2 separate regions of the Mus musculus genome follow, and region 1 is linked to region 2. The links are chromatin loops, found by intact Hi-C in ENCODE. Cell type or tissue: left cerebral cortex. All regions are shown on one strand. Region 1 overlaps Ganab (alpha glucosidase 2 alpha neutral subunit). Region 2 overlaps Nxf1 (nuclear RNA export factor 1).

Region 1 (5,000 bases), 150 kb before region 2:
TGTTCCTTCCCTCTGACTCCCCAAATTATATATTTTCTCCCCTTCTGGAGAAGTACAAGCAAACAGAGATGGCAGCTAGAGAGATATACTCACACTGCTCAAAGTTACTGGCAGATACAAGGTCTGGGGCCCATGATGCTTCTGATAGCTCTGAATGTCATACCACACCTGTGGATGACAAGATACTGGATCACTCAGTGCATAGGGGTTCCATGCTTTTGCTTCTTTGCCCACAATATTCTGTAACTTACTTCTTCTTGGCCAGGCAAATAGACCTGCACTCCGTGGGCCCCAGCATCCGATACAGGGTGAATAAGGAGTGCATCACCTAAAACATACCAGAATTAACAGGGAACGAGGGCATTTGCTGCCAGTCTAGAGAGCATTAGAAGATCTGTCTGTCACAAGTCCAGCCACAGTTACTCCAACTCCACACATACACATCCCACACATTGTTCTTAAGCTGAAGCCCAACCTCCTACCAGCTGTCCTCCCATTTCTCACCAAGCATGAACTGATCCTCTATACTGAAGGTAGACATATCCTCAGGATACTGTACCCAGAGGGGCCTAGGAAAGAAGCAAGACAGGAAAGGAAGCCATTATATTCTCAGAGGTCAAAGATGCTCTCCTCCAAGAGCTAGCAATTAGAATTGCACTGGGGAGAAATCCAGGAGCTTTCAGCCAATGGATTCAGGACTTTAGCTGCAGCTACAGAACTCCACCTTGCCCGGTCACTGTACTTTCTCTCTTACCTCCCTAACTCCACTCTTCTACCCACAGTTCTCTGTCTTTCAGTGGCTTCCTTGAGCACTTCAGTGACACATAGCTTGCAAGGCCCTTTAGGGGCATAAGCATCATCTCTATTCCTAATGACAATCTGTCTACCAGTTCCTTCCCAAGGCCCACTGACTTTTCTTTTCTCATTTTCTGGCTTGTTTCAGTGTTTTGGCACCTGCAGCCTCCTCGCTGTGGAATGTCCTTCCCTGAGATCACAAACACCTACTTCATTCATTGTACAGGTTCCTAATGTGGCTATATTCTCAAAAGTGCCTTTTGTGACTACCTAATCCTGTAACTTCATGTTTCTTATTCTTGTCAATAACTTATCACTGTGGGCAATCTTCTTCAGGTTAGCCTCCATTACTCACACTTGTTCCCTTTAGTCTTTCCATGACTCTCTCTTGTTTTTGTTTGTTTGTTTGTTTGTCTTTTGTTTGTTTGTTTGTTTTTCGAGGCAGGATTTATTTGTGTAGCCCTGGCTGTCCTGGAACTCACTCTGTAGACCAGGCTGGCCTCGAACTCAGAAATACGCCTGCTTCTGGTTCCCAGTGCTGGGATTAAAGGTGTGCGCCACCACAGCCTGGCAACTCTCTTTTTGAGACAGGGCCTTGCTATGTAGCACAAGCTGGTTTTGAACTTTCATTCCTCCTACCTCATACCTCAGCCTCCTAAATTTCAGTATTATAGACATATATAACAAGACCAGGCTTTTTATCATCATCATCATCGTCGTCGTCGTCATTGTCATCATTACAATTTTGAAGGCATGGAGGATCATATGCCATGATATGGTGGTCAGAAAAAAACTTGCAATTTCTAGGAGTCAATTCTCTACTTCCATCATGTTCTAGAGACTGAACTCCTATATTTGATAGCAACTGCTTTTACCCATTTCATTTGCCTGTTTCTTTTTTTGGTGACATTGGGGCTTGACGGAACTCATGGCTTTCTACATTAAGAGGCAAGTAACTCCACTACTGAATTACATCCTCAGACCTCTCTTCCATATTCATATTAAAACCTTACAAACAAGGCCCTGGAAAGGGAAAGAAATAGGCCCAGAGATGCAAACCAGACCTCATTATCTCCCAGTCATCTATCTGACTCTACACAGACCCCACTGACTAATTTACCTCATGACAGGAAACCCTTCCTTGTGAGCTTGATAGAAGAGGGTATACCAGAAGGGCAGCAAAGAATATCGCTGGAACAAGGCATCTCGGATTGCATCTTGGTATTGAGACGCTAACAGCCATGGCTCTCGCCGCCCAGTGTCCAAGTGGGCATGAGCCCGAAAGAACGGCTGGTAGGCACCCATTTGGTACCAGCGCACAAGCAGCTCTGGCTCTGGGTTCTTGAAGAAGCCACCCACATCCGCTGGGAGAGGAGAAGGAGCAGGTTGCAAAATGGCAAAGAAGAAGCGCTGGCAGCCATTCATATAAATATTCTTTGTTCATGCCCAGGTCCTTTGACTTTATCCCAATCAAAACCCCAAATGTCTCCTTCTCTTACCTCCACAGAAGGAAAGCCCCACCAGTGCCAGGCTGAGACACATAGGGATAGAGATCTTCAAATGATCCCATTCGGCAGTGTTGTCCCCTGTCCACACAGCTCCTAAAAGGGTCAAAGGGGAAGGAGCCTGATATAGAGCAAGGAACTCAGCCTTTATCTAGGTATCCTCTGACCTGCCACTGTCACTAGACAAGTGTCCAGGACACTCTGATGAGAGTGAAGTTAAACACAACTCTTTTTTGGTACTAGGAACTTAGCAAAGGCCTTGCATAAGCTAGGCAGTGCTCCCCCTCCATCCCTGCCAGAAGGCTTAAGCGAGGTTTAGATATACCATTCATATGTCAAAATATACAGCTGGAGGTTGCAGTGTGCAGCTCTCCAAAGATACTATGGCTCCTCTGATCTGGTCTTCATAATTTTGTGTTACACCTCTGTATTTGCTTACTCTTCCCTGGAGACAGAGTCATACTAAACACATCAGGGTAGCCTAGACTACCTGGACAGTTTAGGCAGCCCTACGACTAAAGCTATTCCTGACTCAGCAACCTTAAGTGCTAGGATTACAGGCATTTACTCCCACACACAGCTGCCACAGCTCTAGTCTCCAAACCTTACCAAAGCGCTGGGAGCCTGAGAAGAAAGCCCTACTCAGGACAAAGGGACGCTCTATGCCCCCAGAGCGCTGTATTAGCCCATCAGCAGTCGCCATGTGCTAGGAAGAAAGAGAAGAGAGTGAAGAACAAATGCCATCTGTCATCTGGTTGACAACTATATATTCTCCATGTTTAACTACTGTCCTCCCTTTGTCTGCCAACTTTCCTCTCCCGGTTCCTTACCACATATAAGCCATAGATGTTATGGATGTCCCGGTGCTCCCAGCCTCCATAATGCACAGCATCCTTCAACATGGTGACCTCAGGACCATTGAACACAGACGGTTCATTCATGTCATTCCAAACATAAAGATTAGGAGCTGAACCCTGAAAACACAGGTACCAATTATGTATGGGGGGAAAAAAAGAGGACGACGGTCGACAGTAAACACTGTCAGAAAGAAAGCTTCTAGAAATCCAGAACCAAGTCTTTTTCAGAATCCTCCAAGATCTTCAAGTCCCCACGAAATGTTATAGGTCAAACAAAAGCAATGGTCCTGAACTGAAAAGCTGATTCATGAAGGAAAAGTAGAAAAGACAGAAGGCATATGGATAGTCTTTCCTACCTCATAATTGTCAAAGCTGAACATGTTAGACCACCAGGCCCTCATCCTTGGATTAGTGAAGTCAGGGTAACTAGCTGAGCCTGAGAGAGAAAACACCAACTCTGAATTCCCAAAGAGGCAAAACCAAAACATAACAAAATATCTCTACCTCTTTGGCTGCTCCATAGCCTCCCCTTCAATTATGGGCCTGCCTACCTGGCCAGCACCAGCCCTCGTAATCAGAGCCATCCCGAGTTTTAACATACAGCCCATGGTTTCGCAATTCTTCGTGAACTCGGTAGCCAGAGTCTACCTTGATGTGGGGGTCCACAATGGCCACCAGCTGGGAACAAAGAACAGAAGGAGAAATGGTGGAGACTACCATGCCTCAACCCTATGCAAGAAGACCAAACACAGCTACAGGACCCCCTTACCTTCCGCCTCTTGGAAGCCAAGTGCTCAAGCATATTGAGGGGCTGAGGAAATCGGGTGGGGTCCCAAGTGAAGTACCGCTTGCCATCAGCATGTTCAATGTCCAACCAAATGACATCACAAGGCATGTTGTGATCATCAAAACCCTGATCCACTTCCAAAACATCAGCCTCATCCCGGTAGTTCCAGCGACTCTGGTGATAGCCGAGGGAGAAGAGTGGGGGCAATGCCTGGGTCCCTGCAGGTTTAAATGAAAGGGTCACTGGAGCTGAAGAAATAGCAAAACTTAAGAGCACTTGCTAGCCAGAAATGGAAATATCACCTACCTGTGAGACTAGCATACTGCCTAAAGACATCAAAAACCGAAGGGCCAAGCATTAGGAAAACATCAATAATGCCACTCTCTGACATCCAACGAATGTCTGTCTGTGGAGTCTCCCCAGAGCCCTGCAGGTAATCAAGCATCTTCCCAAACAGGGTCTGTGAAGGAGACAAAGGGAAGTCAGCTTTTCAGTGCCAACTTGAAACAAAAGCAGCACTTTCTCCTGAGTCTCACACAGCTGGCTCCTAACACCTCACTATAATTTAATTTAAGAGTCAAGTCTCTACCCCTGTAATCCTAGAACTTGGGAGGCAGAGGCAGGCGGATTTCTGAGTTCGAGGCCAGCCTGGTCTACAGAGTGAGTTCCAGGACAGCTAGGACCGCACAGAGAAACCCTGTCTCGAAAAACTGAAGGGGAGAAATAAAAAAAGAGAGAGAAAAGTCTCATTTCCTCAAGGAAGCGTTCACGGACCACACATCAGCTTGCCATTTACCACTCCCGAAGTCCTCTGCCTTATAATAACCTGATAATACCTGTCTTCTTCCCTCACACTGGGAGCTCTTTTCTTTCTTTCAAGACGTCTTTACTTATGTGTTTTATGTATATGACTGCTCTATTTGCATGAATGCCTGAATGACAGAAAAGGGCATCAGACAGAAGAGGGCATCAGATCCCATTACAGATGGCTGTGAGCCACCATGTTGTTGGGAACTGAATTCAAGATCTCTGGAAGAGCAGCCAGTGCTATTAACC
Region 2 (5,000 bases):
GCAGTAGTGGCATCCTCCACAAAAAAATGGGCCCGTGTATTTTCATAGTGAAACTGGAAGAAGGAAAACAAACAACATTCAATCTGGAGTCCACAGGTCCTTCCACAGCCTTTCAGGTCTAACTCTGTCTTACCTCGATGGGATTGAAGGGGACACTGCATTTGCTCTGAATCATGCTCAGAAGCCACGTTTTGTCATACTTTCTACCATAAGGAATCTGGAAGTGAGAGACAAGGGTACACATGTAACCAAGCCAGCATATTTCAGTTCTCCTTTTATTTTCTGCCAAGATTGAAAGTATTTCTAGTGCTTTATCAGAAAGCATGCTTAACGTGGCATGCATAAGGCTGAGTGATAGAAGGCATTTAGCATGCGGAGGTCTCAGAGATAGAAAGCATGCTTACATGCATGAGGCTGGTAGAGCCCTTCTATGCTAGAAAAGCTGGGTTTTTTTTCCCCCCCTCTTCAAGAAAGGACAAGAGATACAAACATGTTTGTATCCACTTGAGATACAAACATTCCTTAACTCCTTTCCATATACTTATTATTCCTGGCAAGATGACTCAGACAACATGGCTACATATCAAATGTATTAATTCTAAAAGTCCTAAGACATGTGTGTCTTACTTGTCCCCGAGAGACTCCATCGTCTCCTAGAATCACTCTTAGCTTAAGTGTTAGGCTACATCCTGACCACACTTATCAGATTCCCTTTCACATGTCACCTTGCCTATCCTTAACTCTGTTCTTAGATGTTCTAAGACACTCATTTGAGGAAAGAATGGATTAGCATGCTACTTCCCTGTTGAGTAAATGTTCGAGAAAATGGATTCGAGGAGCTTGAGAGAGGTGTCAAACACTTTCAATGAGTCTAGTCCTGTTTCCTGAATCACCTATTCTTCCAAGTACTCACTGTAATCTTGAACCAGTTCTTGGTGGTCCCATCTTGACTGGTGCCAGCCCCTCCTCTCTCTGCAGGAGCTCTGTCTCTCCGTACAGTAATATGAATTCGATCTCGATCATGCCAACCATCTCCCCGACGATTAGGCCGGTTGGTATAGGGATTGCTATTGGGAAGCAGAATTAAATTTCCATAAACACTAGGGAAGAGGAACCTGTCCTGCTAGTGAAACTACAGCTACTAAATTGGTTCTGTCAAGTATCACTTTACAAGGTAAGACCAGACACAACAAAGACATCAGGGCTACATAATTCAGTGGGTCACTATTCAAAGCAGACTAATTGGTCACTTACTATCTTACTCGGGGGCCATCCTGGGGATCATTCATTGCTACATCGCCATCATCTTCCTCAAATCGGGAAGACTGTACACCAGAACCACCTCTTCCAGACCTACGATTCCCCTCACCACACTTCCATCGGAAAGGCCCCCGGCCTTTCTTTCTTCTTTGAGGGAAACTAACACGGTCATCATGCTCTGGAGTTGGAAACAGACACAGAAATTAGTAAATGCATGAATGGTCTAAGTTACCTTGGTGTGAGCACCAGTTTCTAGTACTCTGTACTCTTGGAAAAAACAGATATGAACTATAAAGGTTCCTTCACAGAGATGCCTATGCCCTAGCCAGAGCAAAGAACTTTCTTTATTACATCCACATCGTGAACAAGTTATTGGAAAACTATAGAAATGTTGGGAAATAAAAGGGTCAAGAGGCCAGGCAGTGGTAACACATGCCTTTAATCCCAGCACTTGGAAGGCAGAGGCAGGCGGATTTCTGAGTTCGAGGCCAGCCTGGTCTACAGAGTGAGTTTGAGGACAGCCTGAGCTATACAGAGAAACCCTGTCTCGAAAAAACAAACAAACAAACAAACAAACAAACAAATAAATAAATAAGTGGGTCGCGAATGTACCTCAAGGCGCTGGAGAAATGACTTACCACACCACCACCATCCCATGGTTTCTCTGTGTAGCTCTGGCTATCCTTGAACTAACTGTAGACCAGGCTGGCCTCAAACTCAGAGATCCATCTGCCTCTGCCTCCCTAGGTGCTGGGATTAAAGGTGTGGGCCACAACCTCCAGCAAGATGACTTTTTTCTTTTTATTCTTTTCTTATATAAAACATTCTGACTAGAGCCTCTCCTCCCTCCACTTCTCCCAGTCTCCCCCGCCCCCCCCCCCCCCCGCAACTTCCCTCCTCCCACCCTTTGTCTACTGTTTCTGTTTCCCTTCAGAAAAGAGTAGGTATCCCAGTGATAGCAATTGAACATGGCATAACAAGATGTATGGCATAGTAAGATGCAATGACACTAGACACAACCTCTCATATCAAGACTGGACAAGGTAACCCTGGAGGAGAAAAAAGGTGCTAAGAACAGGCAAAATAGTCAAGACATCCCCGTTCCAATAGGAGTCCTACAAAAATCCTGAAGCTAAACACAACAACATACAGGCAGAGGACCTAGTGCAGACCCATGTAGGCTCTGTGATTGCCACTTCAGTCTCTTGTGAGCCTCTAGGAGCCCTGCTTAGTTGATTTTGTGGACTGAATTCTCCTGGTGTCTTCAACTCTTCTGACTCCTACACTTTTTCCTCCTCCTCTTCCTCATAGTTGCCCAAGCTCCACCTTGGATGTGGGTCTCCGCCATCTGTTCTCATCAGCTTCCATGCTAGGGCTAGTGATTGGGCTAGTCATAATGTTCTCAAGAAAACTAGCTAGTTGGGGATGGGGGGCTGGAGAGATGGCAGAGTGGTTAAGAGCACTAACTTGCTCTTCTGAAGATTCTGAGTTCAATTCCCAGCAACCACACTGTTGCTCACAACCATCTGTAATGAGATCTGGCGCCCTCCTCTGGAGTGTCTGAAAACAGCTACAGTGTACTTACAGGAAAGAAAGAAAGAAAGAAAGAAAGAAAGAAAGAAAGAAAGAAAGAAAGAAAGAAAGGAAGAAAACAAGCTAGCTGCTCTTCTAGAGGACCAGCTTTGATTCTCAGCACCCACTATACTGCACAACTGTCTGTAGGCCTCCACAGGAACCCCAGGCACTTACATAGTACAAAGACATACAAGCAGGCAAAAACACTTATATACAAAAAAGAAAATTCAAGCCAGGTGGTGGTGGTGCATGCCTTTAATCCCAGCACTTGGAAGGCAGAGGCAGTAATAGAAGGCTTGGCTATCACAGTCAATGACCTGGCTTTTATCCTCAGTATCTCCTCAAAATAAACAGACAAGCAACAAAAACAGCCCTTTTCATTTTAGTGTTAGTAGTCCATGGTTTTAATACCAGCAGGAGAATCCGGATTTCAAGGTCATTTACAGCTACACCCTGAATTTAAGATCAACTCATGCTACTACATGAGGTCTTGTCTTAGTCCAGTCTTTTTTTTTTTTTTTTTTTTTTTTTTTTTGGGTTTTCATGACAGGGTTTCTCCGCCTGCCCCTGCTTCCTGAGTGCTGGGATTGAGGTCTTGTCTTTAAACAAAACAAAGTTTAAAAGGCAGAAGGGAAGAGTCTTCCCACAAGTTCATGAGCAACCTTAACTAAACTCAGGCTCTGGAGTCTGAATGGAAGTTGACTTTGTAGTTAATTCCAGGGAATCCACTACCTTCTTCTGGCCTCTGCAGGCACCAGACATACACAAATATACATAAGACAAAATAGACATAGAAAAAAAAAAAAAACATAGAAAGAGTAGGGTTGGAGAGATGGCTCAATGGTGTAGAGCACGGGCTGTTCTTACAGAGGTCCTGAGTTCAATTCCCAGCACCCACAGTGGTTCATGACTATCTATAAAGGAATCTGATGCCTCCTTCTGGCATGCAGGTGTACATGCAGCAGAACACTTATACATTAAATAAATTAATTAAATTAATAAACAAATATGTAAAAATAAAAAAGAGTAATGAAAGGTGAATACAATTACAACTGTGTACATGTATAAAATTACCCCCCCCCAAAAAAAACCTTAGAATTTAAAGAAAAAAGAAAACCAAAACCACCCAGAAACCAGATCCTACAAAGAAAACTAAAATGTGGAAGTATGGGCAACCCCAAAATATAACCAGATTCCTGAAAACCACCTAAAATCTGCCACTTGCATATTCTTTTGCTTATGTGTACAGTTGATGGTCACAGAACCAGATGTTATGGCCACCACCTGCAATCCTGGCAATTGGGAAATGGAGGCTTCAATTACACAAGAAATCAAAGCTATGCTGGGCTACATGAGATTCTATCCCAAAAAATAAAAAAATTCTTACAAATAGGACGTATTTAAAGTCTCCTAAAAACAACTACCGCCGGGCAGTGGTGGCGCACTCCTTTAATCCCAGCACTCGGGAGGCAGAGGCAGGCGGATTTCTGAGTTCGAGGCCAGCCTGGTCTACAGAGTGAGTTCCAGGACAGCCAGAGCTACACAGAGAAACTCTGTCTCGAAAAACAAAACAAAACAAAACAAAACCCAAAAAACAACTACCATCTCCTGCACTCGGAACTTGGGAAATGCTAGTTTCTTTGAGCAAAAATAGCCTGCACCTCGAGGGACTTATTGATTCAGGGACTGGTGCAGGTTCCACAGTAAGGAGGTAGGGAATGTTCTCCAATATAACCATTGTTTGAAGCAGGAGGATTCCGAGTTCCAGATAAGCTAAAACCCTGCCTTAAAAAGGGGAAGAAGCCAAACACAGTGGCCCATATCTTTATTCCCAGACAGTGGCAGGCAGAGAACTGTTGAGTTTTGAATGCCAGCATGGTCTACTCATTGAGTTCTAGAACAGAGAGAACTACTCATTGACACACTGTTTCAATAAATAAATTAATAAACAAACAAGCCAACCAAGTGTGGTAGTACACTGTTTAAGAAGAGGATTGGAACTACAGAGTTCAAGGCCAGACCAGGATTGAGACCTGTCTCTCTTAGTGGGTGGTCTGCATATATGTAGACAAAACAAATAAAAGGAGGGCTGAGGATATAGCCCAGTTGACAATGTGCTTGCCTATCCTATCCTTCACACACACACACACACCACCCAGGCTGAG

The links. A loop is a pair of places that touch in the nucleus more often than their neighbours do. Peaks named below come from ENCODE experiments on the same cell type or tissue, not always from the same donor. Only the 100,000 strongest peaks of a DNase experiment are listed, where the experiment ranks them.
Region 1: it touches region 2 in a loop (2.0-fold over the local background); 1 of 42 quality-filtered maps calls a loop at or near these places.

What each region holds. Positions count from the first base shown.
Region 1 is chr19:8,909,870-8,914,869 of GRCm38, reverse strand. Ganab (alpha glucosidase 2 alpha neutral subunit) reads right to left here. Exons shown (of 24, transcript NM_001293621.1): 10 at 4,251-4,404; 11 at 3,927-4,162; 12 at 3,709-3,835; 13 at 3,514-3,593; 14 at 3,131-3,274; 15 at 2,910-3,006; 16 at 2,295-2,396; 17 at 1,916-2,159; 18 at 505-569; 19 at 252-328; 20 at 94-168. Among named protein-coding and RNA genes, the nearest start is that of B3gat3, 8.0 kb to the left of the region's middle. In left cerebral cortex, no CTCF peak of the experiment used is centred here; DNase peaks (open chromatin) are centred at 456, 2,157 and 2,857; H3K27ac peaks cover 1,433 bases.
Region 2 is chr19:8,758,750-8,763,749 of GRCm38, reverse strand. It overlaps Nxf1 (nuclear RNA export factor 1), which reads right to left. Exons shown (of 21, transcript NM_016813.2): 2 at 1,255-1,438; 3 at 914-1,067; 4 at 134-217; 5 at 1-53. Among named protein-coding and RNA genes, the nearest start is that of Nxf1, 4.1 kb to the right of the region's middle. In left cerebral cortex, a CTCF peak has its summit at 2,800 (motif pointing left); no DNase peak of the experiment used is centred here.